2 separate regions of the Homo sapiens genome follow, and region 2 is linked to region 1. The links are chromatin contacts, found by Hi-C or POLR2A ChIA-PET in ENCODE. All regions are on one chromosome and are shown on one strand. Each heading gives the region's core, a stretch centred on a gene start or an enhancer-like site at or near the end of the contact. The rest is flanking DNA. Distances are from core to core; before and after follow the strand shown.

The links. A loop is a pair of places that touch in the nucleus more often than their neighbours do. ChIA-PET counts read pairs that join two places held with the same protein, here RNA polymerase II (POLR2A). Pooled maps may share reads with other maps.
Region 2: a pooled map shows a loop between it and region 1 (21-fold over the local background). The contact joins the promoter of SF3A1 here to the promoter of EWSR1 in region 1. A Hi-C loop is called at or near these places in 6 of 50 pooled maps. POLR2A ChIA-PET finds 5 or more read pairs at or near these places in 2 of 52 experiments (H1 and activated CD4-positive, alpha-beta T cell).

What each region holds. Positions count from the first base shown.
Region 1 is chr22:29,265,277-29,271,533 of GRCh38, forward strand. It overlaps EWSR1 (EWS RNA binding protein 1), which reads left to right and starts at 2,992. Exons shown (of 17, transcript NM_005243.4): 1 at 2,992-3,073. The coding sequence starts at 3,061. RHBDD3 (rhomboid domain containing 3) reads right to left here and starts at 2,705. Exons shown (of 7, transcript NM_012265.3): 1 at 2,472-2,705; 2 at 2,150-2,301; 3 at 203-392. The coding sequence starts at 350. RefSeq lists enhancers at 2,584-3,455, 2,848-2,907, 3,018-3,077, 4,540-4,589 and a silencer at 3,248-3,337.
Region 2 is chr22:30,354,161-30,360,417 of GRCh38, forward strand. SF3A1 (splicing factor 3a subunit 1) reads right to left here and starts at 2,734. Exons shown (of 16, transcript NM_005877.6): 1 at 2,570-2,734. The coding sequence starts at 2,632. It overlaps CCDC157 (coiled-coil domain containing 157), which reads left to right and starts at 2,847. Exons shown (of 12, transcript NM_001017437.5): 1 at 2,847-2,972. RefSeq lists a silencer at 2,431-2,680 and an enhancer at 3,616-4,215.

The DNA.
Region 1 (6,257 bases), core at 1,742-4,241:
CCAGCCCACCCTAGGGAGTCCTCTGCCTCCCTTCTTGGCTGTGGATGTGCTGGGCATGCTCCTGTCTAAGGCCATGCTTTCCCGGGACACTGGGCCCCATCCCTGTTTGACCCCTGGAGGCCTTGTGCTGCTCCTGCCAAGTGGGCCCAGGCCCTACAGCAAGTCTCCTGCTTCCTCCAAGGTCCACGTGGCTGGCCCTCACCCTGCCAGGGGTCCAGCAACAGCTCCGGGGCCAGGACCAGGCCGGGGCCGGCCCCCACCAGCCACAGGGTGCTCATCAGCAGCATCAGGACTGAGGAGGCCAGAGGCAGTGCTGGGGACAGTTGGCCATGGGGGCCCCTGGCATGCATCGCTTGGTTGAGGACGGTCAAGGGTGGTCCTGGGGCTGTGTGCTGGGGATAAAAGAAAACAATAACAAGTTATTACTGGAGCTTTTATCTCACCAATACCCTCTCAAGCACCTTATCAACAGCCCTATTTTACAGAGGTGGAAACAGGCTGGAGACGCAGGCCCAGCAGCTTGGCCTTAGTGGAGCTCAGACCCTAACCCATGCGCTCATAAGCCATCTTACCATTCCACTCACCTCTGTTTAAGGACTGGCAGGGGACAGGCATAGAGACTTCTGAGTCCTGATAGGCCCTGAACTCCCAAAAAGAGGGGTTCAGGCCCTCACCCCCCAGGGCGAATTCAGGGCCATCTCTAGCCCTCTTCTGTCCTCCCCCTTCCCTCAGACTACTACCTCCCTCCTTCCTCCCCTCCCCTGTTCCCAGCCTTAATGCTCCAGATGGTTTCAGTTGCCCTTGACCCTGGGGTGGGGCCAGACAATGGGCAAGCCGACAGGGTAAGGGGTAGGGCAGATGGGCAGAAGTCCCACATCTTGAGCCATACTCAGAGACCTGCGACTGAGACATCCCCTTTGAGGGTGAACCCATCCACTGTAAGCCTCCTCCTGCTTCCTTACTGGCACAGCCCCTCTGGCCCTGGCTCCCCTTTCCACAGGAAGGGTACAGTATGCGCTCCACCTCTTTCTGCTCTGTGTCCTGAGGCAAGTTTCCAACCTCATCTTTTTACAGATGAGCCTCATTTTACAGATGAGCCTCTCCTTTCTCATCTGTAAAATGGAAATTCATAAATTCTTTTCCTCAGAGTATGATGAAATAAAAAGGAATAGGCTAAGGCAGGCCCTGGCCCACAACTCTTCCTCCATAAACCATAGCAATCCGCACTAATCATGGCAGGCGTCTGTAGCCACCAACTGGCCCATCGAGAAGGCCTCAATATGGAGGTGGCTGCTCCAGCCTAGCTGGTCCCAGCTTTGGCCCTCAAACATGGCCTTTCCCTGCCCACCAAAGCAAGGCCTTCTCCCCCGTGCTGTTCTCTTGCATCCAGCCTGTCCTCCAGGGCCTGTAGGTCTTCACCCCTGGTCAGGCCTCTCGGTCCCAGGACTCCCACTGAGCTGATTCAGGGCAGGAAGCAGGATCCCAGAGAGACAAGAAGGCTGCCTAATTTGCTCCCCTGCCAAGCGCCTTCTCCACATCTACCAGTTTCCTGCAGGAAAAATGTGGAAAGCTCCTCTGCCTGCATTGTCCTTCCCTCCATTTTGCCAGCAGGCAAACTCCTATTTCACCCTTGGAAGCCCAGCTCAAATATCCCTTCCCCTCCTCTGGCCCCCTAACATCATGGATCTTATCCTTAGGAGCACAGCTTGGCCAGTCTGTCTCCCTAGGCAGGTGGTCTGAGCTCATGGCTCCTCTGATCCAACCCCACATTCCCCAGGGTATTCACAGCACACAGCCAGTGCTTTATATATGTTCACTGAAAAAAGGACACTAGCTTGGCTCCTGGTCCTGCCGAGGGATTTGAAGGTGAACCCTGCCCTTCGCGGACCCGGGCATCCACCTAGGGGGCTGGGGCTAGAGGTCCAGGAAGGTGGGCAGGGTCAGCCTTGCCTGGAGGCAGGGTTTGGGGCCAAGGCACCCACCGTAAACCTCCTCCTGCATCGACACCTCACAACCATTCCCCAGCTCTGGGCACCTTAGCAAGGGTGAAGGGCTTACCCGTGGACACTCGGAACTGGGACTTGAGCCCCCTGGACCTCACTTTCTTCAATCTATGAAACGGGGCAGTGCACCACCAGGCCCTGCCTACCTTACTGGGAAGCCGGGAGGGCAGAATGGAAAGACAAGGACGGAGATTCTTCCGGTGGCGGATAGAGTAGGGGGTCCCAGGATCTGTCTGGTTCGAACTCAGCTGGTGACTTTGCAGAGATACTCAATTTCCTTGGGCCTCAGTTTCCCCTTCTGTAGAAACAAGGATATCGGATGAGGGATGATTAAAGGGCCTGCTCCACCTCGACCGTTACCGGGGATAGGGTCTCGGGGCCAGGCACGGCGTTCGAGGCCTCCCACCCAGCCGACCGGCCTTGGGGACCCTTCCCCGCTGGCCCGGGCCACGCGTCCCGGGTACTCACTGCAGAGCGCGCCCGGCAACCCCGAAAGGCCGGTCGGGGACCCCGGCTGGGAGTCAGGACTCTAGCTCCCGGGCGCGACCCGAGAACCCTGAATCCATTCCGCGCACACCCGGCCGCGTGACCCCTGCCGACCGGCTGGCGCGCCACCCATTCCCCGCGGCCCGCGGATTAGTCAGCAGTTGTTCTAGTCCGGGTCCCTTCCCCCAGCCCTCCCGCCGATCTCCGTCTCCCTGCAGGGCCGACTCTTCAGCGACCGTCCCTAGAGCCAGCGGACGGAACCATTCCAAACAGCCTAGTCTCGTGCTGAGAGCCTCTCCGGTTTCACGCTGAGACCCGCTCACCCCCGCTCTGGCCCCTTAGATGCTATTTTGGCCCGAGTGTCACGTCGGGCGCTCTTTAGAGAGGACTGGGACAAGAGTTGCGGACGCGAAGAACGAGTAAGCGGTGGTTCATCCCTCCTGACCCCACCCCCGTGGCCTGGCCCGATGGTCGCGCCCGGGGTTGCGAGATTTGCGCCTGCGCAGTGCGGCGCCTAGAGGGAAAGCGAGAGGGAGACGGACGTTGAGAGAACGAGGAGGAAGGAGAGAAAATGGCGTCCACGGGTGAGTATGGTGGAACTGCGGTCGCGCCGGCGGTAGCCGGAACGCCCAAACTGGGGGTCGTTCGTCTCTGGGCTTGGCTGGGAAGACTGAGTGGAGTTGCCGAGAGGGGGTTGAGGCACCCGCCGCGGCCCGACGAGCTCGGGGATCCGCATTCCTCTCCCCTCCCCCAACCGGGCGGGCCGGTTCTGGAATCTTCCGGCGCCCGTGGCGCGCGGGGGGCTTGCTGCGGCGGGGGCGCGCGGGGCCCGCCTTGGCCTCCATTGTGTGGCGGTCCTCGCGCCCTGAGCTCCGGGCCTCCCGCCACGTGGGCGGGGCCTGCGGCCTTCGAGGCCCTGCGTGAAGGGGAGGATTTGGCCAGGCCTCAAGCCGGTCACTATGAAACCGCCGGGGGGCCCGCAGGCTGCTGTCCCTGTGAGGCCTCCCTCCCCGTTTTCAGGGTTTCCTGAGAAACCAGGGGAAAAAGCAAATAAAGATACCGTGGATTTGTGGGCCGAGGGGTGCCGGCCTATGAGCGGGAGCCCCGTCATCCTTAAGACCCAGTCGGCTGGGGCGTCTGGCGCTGCCGAGCTGCCCCCTCTGTGGCTTCCAGCCCCAAGCCGAACTTCTGCTCGCCTGGGCTTTAGACAGAATGTGCTTCCCTCCTCCAGGGCCCCCAGTTTGCCGCTTTCTTGGGCTTCTCCATTTTTATCGTTATTAATCCACGTCCTCCCCTCCCCCAAAACCAATTAAGTGGCTTCCCAGGGCCCTTTTTCTGCAAACGCCGAGGGACATCCGTTGTATAATAAGGCCAGCCTGGGTCGAGAGACGAGAAACGCTACCAGAAAGATATTTCTGGTCTCTCTGACCTAGGAGGAACAAAAGGCCGAGCCTTCATTTGAATTATGTTTCAGCAGTGGCCTCGCACGTTTATTCGCCTGCGTTAGGCCGGCAGGCCTGTTGATTTCGTAGGTCGACAGAGGAGAGGGGAAAAAAGGCCAGTAGAAGCAATCTTAAAGGCACTTGCAAGCAAGCCCCGGTTGGGAACTCCAAAATGGGAGTAGAGTGGTCCTTGATGGAAGGAGCGTTTAAGAGTGTCGCCTAGCCATCACCTGCAGTTCGCAATCTGTGGGTACACTAACCCGCGAAAATTGGCAGGGTGGAGCATTTTTGCCCCGGGGGTATTCTCAGGCCACCTGGTTCCAGGCCTTAGAGACAGTGGGAGAAGATGAGAAGGAAGACAGGAAAAGTTCTGGGCACTCCAGAGTTTTTGGAGTCCAGAATCCAGCAACTTAAGGACAGTTTAAGAATTCTCCCCATCTGTGGTCAATAAACAGGTAAGTGTTGGCTGTTCGTGCCGGGATACCAAAGAGTGGATACCAAAGAGTGCCGGTAGAAGAGAGGACTGAAATACCACAGCTAACCTCCCGGTGGGAAGTGGTTTCCTAGGTGCCCTATCCACCCTCTTCTGCTCTGCAAAAGCCTGAAAAGGCAAAACGTGTGCGTTGACATTTTTGCGTGGCTGGACGTGCCTTTTTTCAGTCAACTTTGTTCAAACCTTGTTCACCAGTAACTACCATGTGCTGTACTGTATTAGAATTACAGTTGTGGTTTCTGTTGACACAAAGTAAACACATTAGGCCTGGCTGGGGGGGCCTTCAGAGAGTCACATAAGTAATCTGGTCCTTAGTTTCCTTTCCTGTAAAATACAGAAGTTAGGCTAGACCTCTTAAGCTTTTGAGCCCTTCTGACCTTCCAGCATAAGCATTCCACAAATTTGTCCTATGCTGACTTCAGCTCAGGTACTGTGAAGCTCAACTCAGGTAGTGTGAAGCAGCTTCCATAGTGACTGCTCTAAAGTGTTAAACCGTTGCCTTGGGTTAATAATAGAAGTTTTCTCTCCTCGTATGTTATCTCATGTAGAAAAGTACGTAAAGCATATATATCCAGTGCAACAAAGAATTGGAATGCAGACTCGCAGCAATCTAGAACCCCCAGCGCTCAATCACAGTGAAGTGATTTTTAGTGAAGTCAGTGGCTCACTTTTGGGGGTTAAAAACGAACACGGTTGCTGAATAATCTGACCAGTTTGTAATTGTATTAGGTTGGTGCAAAAGTAATTACGTTTGCATCAACCTAATAGCTTGCTTGAGGGCCTGTGATGTTTGTGTGCTCTAGGAAGATAAATGTAAGTTCATGAAACAAATTTGCTACCTTCTATAGCCCACCAGTTAGTATAGGGCCGAATCCTGTGGTTTCTCACTGATAAGAGGTCATTGGTTGTTCCATATCAGCTTTGCCAGTTTGATGTTTTACATAACTGCTCTTGCGTAAAAGTCGTCTTGCAAACGTTGAACTTACATGACAGTGATTTACAATCACTTCTCAAGCAAAGACCTCAACAAAACGTGGGTTAAAATATTTGATGTTAAATGATTCATTGCTGTGTTTATTTTGTAGATGCCACATGGAAAAAATGATCTGCATTTAGTTTTAATGTCAGAGAGAGTATGACTTGTAGTGCTATTGAAAATGCCTTTAAGATTGTCATGAACAGATTATTTTTTTCATTATAGGTTAGCCTTTGGGCAGTTGATTTGTTCCTCTTGGTGATTCAGGGTTTTGAGTTAAGAGTGTGTACAAAGGAAAGAAAGTAGTCCAGTAAAGTACAGAGAGGTAGGCAGATAAGCCAACGTGAAGAGATGGATTCAGCAAAGCTCTCTCAGGCCGCCGAGGGATTGTGAGGCTGGCTTTGGATTCCATGAAGTGGATGCCATGAAGAGCTGTCAATTGTTGGTTTTGGATGAGGGACTACTTTCTGATTGGAAAATAAAGGACCCCTTTTTTCCGTCCTAATGGCAGTACTGTCTTCAGACAGAACAAGATATGTGTTCTTGTGGAGAAGAAAGAATTGGGCAGAATTTTCAAAAATAATTACTTTAACTGCCTTTAAAAAAAAACTAAATTTATCTAACTTTAATGCAGTAGCGCTCTGAAAACTATTTTCCGTTTGTTTTTACTACTTGTAGACACCTCAGTGGACCAGTTTTTGGTCCCTTTGGATGCATGTTATAAATTTCATAGGAAAAGGAAAATTATAGGGAGGTTTACTTAGATAAGGGATGAAAATTCATGTCTTTTTTTTAAGTTGAAATCATTTTGAGTTGTATGAAAGACAATGGTGTTACCAAATTTTTCCCAGAAAGAC
Region 2 (6,257 bases), core at 1,484-3,983, 1.1 Mb after region 1:
TCAAGTCTCTTATCTTAGAGAAACGAAGTTTCTCCTCTGCCTTCATGTTCTTTTCTGCCGCTGCCTTCTCCCACACCTTCCTCTGGCAGCTAAACATCCTGAGTTCTCTTCAGTCTTGCTGGTCCCACTTCCCTGCCTCCCATCTGGTCCCCATTCATTTTAAGTGCTCTTGACAAAGTCAAAAACAACTGCCCACAGCCATTATCTGGGCGTGAATGGTGACCACTCCTTCACAAAACTCTCAACTCCTAGGCCCCATTCTTGCCTGTCTTCCCATCTTGCTCACCATTCCATTCAAGTTTCCTTCCTGACCCGTTTCACCTCCTGCACTGTGAAGCTGGAGATCCCCACTCCCACCGCCCAATTCTGTTCTTGGTTCTCTTCTCAGTTTTTGGTGTCCTCCACTTCCCCTTCCGCCTCTAGACTAAACAATCTGGCCCAAACTGATGTCCCAGAACACTCTTGTGTACTAAACAGCTTCAGGTGCAGCTAACTACTGGGCACTTTCATCTCTAACCTCTTTCCTCAGGAATAGCTACCCAGTCACCCATGCCAGAAAGTTGGGGGCTCCTCTCTCTTCCTCAGCTTCCACACTCGATGATAATAACGTTTATCAAGTTGGGCACAATGGCTTGCACCTATAATCCCGGTGACTCAGGAGGCTGAGGTAGGAAGATTGCTTGAGCCCAAGAATTCAAGGCTGCAGTAAGCTATGACTGCACCACTGCATTCCAGCCTGGGTGACAGAACGACACCCGGTCTCTTAAAAAAAACTTTTATCAAGCTATGAGTAGATCCCAGGTATTTTTCCCAAGCACTTTAAATATATTAACTCTTATAACCTTTAGAAGAAGCCTATAAGATTAAGTACTCTTTTTTTTTTTGAGACAGTCTCTTGCTGTCGCCCAGGCTGGAGTGCAGCGGCATGATCTTGGCTCATTGCAACTTCTGCTTCCCAGGTTCAAGCAATTCTCTCCCGAATAGTGGGGATTACAAACATGCACCACCACACCTGGCTAATTTTTTATTTTTAGTAGAGACAGTTTTGCTATGTTGGCCAGGCTGGTCTCAAACTCCTGACCTCAAGTGATCTGTCTGCCTCGGCCTCCCAAACTGCTGGAATTACAGGCGTGAGCCACTGGACCCGGCCAAGAACTCTTAATATCTCCACATTACAGATGACAAAACTGAGAGATGGAGAGCTTAATGTCCAACTGGCAGAACCAGGATTCTAACACACCACTCTGGCTGAAGAGCCTGCCTACCCCCTCTGCCCTAATCTCGGCCAGGCCTTCAGCCTCTTTGGAATAGCGTGACTGGCCTCCCCTCATAGTGATTCTCCACACGTCTGCCTACCTGAATTTCTGAAACACAAATGTCACTATTTGGCTTAAAACACTCCCTTTTCTTCCCACTGTCTACAAGGAAAAGTTCAAATCCTAAGTAAGAATCGCATCTCCTGCCACTACGCTCCTAAGTCTATGCTTCAACACTTGTTCATTTACTCTTGATCAGAGACACCGTTTGATTCACCTCGGTGTCTTTGCGCATATTATCTGGCTATTACCTTATTTTCCCCCAATGCCTGGGAAAATGCCAGGGACACACGGGCACTTAAATATTTGTGGAAAAGGCATGGCTTCTTCAGTCATGTTCCCCCCCCCCGCCCCCCTTATTCTGAACCCAAAGCAATGATCAGCGTATGTGTTCAATAAATATTTGCTGGATGAATAAAGGATGCTATTTCCCTTCCCTAGTCACCTACCTGGCAAACTCCTATTCCTTCTTCTAAAAGAAATTTACCTCTCACTCTTGTGGGCTTCCCTACCTTAATATCCCTTCTAGCCCAGCAAACAATGTTCATTAGATTTGTACCTGAAACTTCTATCACAGGGCATATCACACCATACTACAATGGTTTGTGCACATTCGAGATTGGAGAGCTTTATTAAGGGCGGGCTGGCACTGTATCATCGATGGCCATTGGGACAACAAACATTTGGTGAGCATTCTCATATGTCTGTCTTCTCGTTAGCCTGTGAGCTCCCTAGGCAGGGACCATGCCCCATTCATTCCGGTAATGTGGGAGCCTGGCACGGTGTCTGGCTTGGGGCAGACACCGAAATAGATGCTGAGAATTAACATCCAAAGATGTACCGTGCAGGCTGGGAAATTAGCCATTACTGGGGAAAGGCTGTGGCCGGCGGCCCCAACTGCTACATAAGATCAGAGGATGGGCTGGATCAGCGCCTCTCGCACTTATAAATCAATCACCTTAGGATTTTGTTCAAATGTAGATTCCTATTTAAAAGATCTACGGCGGAGACTCCACATTTCTAAGAAGCTCCCGGCTCGTGCCGACGGGGCTGCTCCGCGGACCACTTAGAGAATCCCGTTCAGGGTGGCTCATTTCGCTACCAGAACACCACCATAGCGCGGGAAGCGCGCAGCCTCTTGGGACTTGCAGTCCCTCCAAGCCCTTCATAGCGGCCGGCCGCTTATTCCTGTGCGAGTAAGGAGCGCCCAGGCCAACCCTCCGGCTGCAGGCTGAGGGGCGGGGGAGAGGTACCTGTTTGGGCTCCGTGGGCACGGGCGGCGGCGGGGGCACCGCCTGCACGGGTCCGGCCGGCATGACTGCGACGCTCAGGGCTGCCAGTCCGCCTCGGTGTCGGTGAGCGGTGCCGCCTCAAGACAGCCTCCCCGCTCGGTCAGTACGACGAGCTCGCAAGATGGCGGCGGCCGAGCGAGTTGCGGCCGCGAAGGTACGACTGGCGCACTTCCGGGACCGTCCCCTCGCCGTGACGCGCTTCCCGCCCCTCCCCGCGGGCACCGCGGCGTCCGACGCCGTTGCCAAGGCAGCGGCCTGAGCGCCCGGCTAGGGCTTTTCGGGGATCCCGGTGGCCGCAGGCGCACCGGGGGCAGTTCCGGGAGCCGACCAGACACGAAGGCTGAAGCCGCGACGCCGAAGACAGGTGAGATGTTGTACGTCACCCGCCGGACCCCCGCCGCACTCACCTCGCGGCTCCTTTACTCCACAGGCCAGTACCTCGCTCCCTTCGACCCCGCCTTCCAAGAGCCCAGCTCCCTCCCATTGGTCTCTCATTTAGGAGAGCCCCTGTCCCCTCAGGCTCACCGCCTAAGAGCCCCACTTCCCTACTCCCTTAGTCCCCCCTTTCATTTCAGACCCACATCCTCCAAGCCCCGCTTCCAAATCCTACGCCCTTAATTCGCTTTTCCCACGGAACCTGCCTTTTCTTGCTTCCATCCCCTGCCTTCCGTAGTCCCGCCCTCAAGCCCCACTGGGGGCCTCCCTCTCAAATCAAGGCTGCTGCTTTCTTTGTCTTTCTTTTTTCTTTTTTTCTGAGACAAGGTCTTGCTCTGTCACCCAGGCTGGAGTGCAGTGGCGCGATCTTGACTCTCTGCAACCTCCGCCTCCCGAGTTCAAGCGATTCTCCTGCCTCAGCCTCCCGAGTGGCTGGGACTACAGGCGCCCACCACACCCGGCTAATTTTTTTTTTTTTTTTTTTGGCATTTTTAGTAGAGACGGGGTTTCACCATGCTGGCCAGGCTGGTCTGGAACTCCTGACCTCAAATGATCCGCCCGCCTCGGCTTCCCAAAGTGTTAGGGTTACAGGCGTGAGCCACCGCGCCCGGCCAGTTTTTAAATTTTTTTTTTTGTAGGGACATGGGAGGACGTCTCCCTATGTTGCCCAGGCTGGTCTCAAACTCCTGGGGTCAAGCGATCCTCCCGCCTTGGCCTCCCAAAGTGCTGGGATTACACGCATGAGCCATCACGCAGGGCTGCTGCTTTAGGCTTCACCCCTCACTCTCACAGATGCAGCCCTGCAAGCTATGCGGCTCGCTCCCCAGAGGCCTACCTCGAATCCCGCCGGCTTCTCTCCCTCTCCTGCGATTCCCCCCTCTCTCCTTCCTCCTCTCCTCAACTCTGGAAAGCGGGGAGCTGGCTCCGAACCTGTTCCTGGACTTCAGTTTCCTCACCTGTGAAATGAGGGAGTGATAGGAAAGGTTGCTCTCTCAAGTCTTCCCCCTCCCCCCACACACATCGTAGCTGTGTGTCATGGTTGTTATTAATGTAGAATAATGATAGCTGGGATGTATTGGTCATTTACTATGAGCCGGATACTGTGCCCAACACTTCATGTGTTACGTCATTTATTCCTTATAGCAACCTATTTACAAATGAGGACAGTGAAGTTTGGAGTTGGTAGAGTGGGAATGCAAGTTCAAGCCAGTCTTATTCCTCTACTAGTGCAGTTAGTTATTTTGCCCTCAGTCCCTTCAGTATCCCCAGGGATCCAGGCAATTAACAATCTCATGTTTGAGACTGACATCTGCCACATAGCTGGTTTTAGAGTTTCCCGTGTTTTCATGGTGGTGGCTTTGAATCTCACCAGGCACCCTGGCTGGGAAGTAGGCATCATCTTTACCGAGTAGGGTTAGGGTACTAGTTCTGAGAGAGAGAAGGCGCTTGAATGTTGAACGGAAATGCAGGAAAGGCTCCTGCTCTTCTCTGGGAGTCAAAAGTCCACCTTGAGCCCCAGGAAATTGAGGAGAGGCAGAGATAGCTGCTGCTCCTCCCTAAGGGCTCAATTAGTGCTGTCACCTATGTGGTCATGGGTACAGTGCCGGGCTGGCAGCTTCAGACTGAGGGTTCCACTCAAGACCCAGGAATTGCAGAAAGAGCTCACGTCAAGTGCTTCTTCACTTGACACACACATAAAGTACTTCTTAAACTATGCTTGTATCTGCATGACTTCAATTTTCAGAAGAAACAACATAAGGTCATCTTGGATTTTCCTGACACTTGGGCATTTGCTGCTGCTTATCTGATCCAGGATCTACTGGGAGTTGATATCCAGGATGGCCCCATGTGGCAGCTATAGTTATTTGAAGGTGAACAGATCAGTGTTTCCTGGTGCCTTCACAAGCAAGCTTATGAATTCCAGATGCTTTGCCACCTGAATACACTTTCTCCCAGGTTGGGGGCTTCTTGATTTCTTTATTTCTTTCATGCCCATTCCAGGAAGGAAACCCAGAATACTTCCGTGTGTTATTTTGCCTTTGTTTCTGCCTCCCTCCTTGGAGACATAAAATCTCTTGGGCAGCAGTAGTTCATTGGCAGTTGCCAAGACAACAGGAGTGTAGGATGTGGGCATGTGTGTTGTGAGTATCATGGGGCAGACACGTATCCCTTGGGTGATATCCCATGGGTGAAACTGGCACACACAAGCTTACCCCTTGCGGAGACCCTCAGATATCACTGGTAGTTCCTGGAGGACAGGGCTCCTTGTGCCCTGCTGTGTTCCTGGTCTTGACGTAGTGCCTGGTATGGAACAGATACTCAGTCCTCATTTGCTGAATGCACACACAGCATCCAACCCTCTGCACCGTCCAATACAGTAGCTACCAGCCAACACAGATTTTGAACATTTGAAATGGTTTCTGGTCCAAATGGCCATGTGTTGTCAAACAGGCATTAGATTTTGAGACTTAATACCATAAAAATGTTAAAAATCTCCTTAATAATTTTATATTGATATGTTGAAATGATAATGTTTTGGGTATATTGGGTTAAATAAAATATGCTGTTAAAATTAAAGTTAATTGACCTTTATTTTTACTCTTTTTAATGTGTAGGGGAGAAAAAGTAATATATTTTCCTCACTCATTGCAAGTTTAATAAAAGATTAAGGTGTCTCACGCCTATAATCCCAGCACTTTGAGAGGACAAGACGAAAAGATTGCTTGAGGCCAAGAGGCCAGGACCAGCCTGGGCAACATAGCAAGTCTCTGTCTTTACAAAAAACAAAAAAATTAGCCAGGTGCGGTGGCACCCACCTGTAGTCCTACCTACTCAGGAGGCTGAGGGGGAGGATCACTTGAGCCCAGGAGTTAAAGGTTACAATGAGCTATGACAGCACCACTGCACTGCAGCCTGAGCAACAGAGTGAGACCCTGTCTCTAAAAAATAAATAAATGAAATAAAATTTTAAAAACAGATTAACAAGAGAAAAGCATACAAATTTAATAAAAGTTTACCTGCCGGGCGCGGTGGCTCACGCCTGTAATCCCAGCACTTTGGGAGGCTGAGGCGGGCAGATCACAAGGTCAGGAGATTGAGACCATCCTGGCTAACATGGTGAAACCCCATCTCTACTAAAAAATACAAAAAAATTAGCTGGGTGTTGTGGCGGGCGCCTGTAGTCCCAGCTACTCTGGAGGCTGAGGCAGGAGAA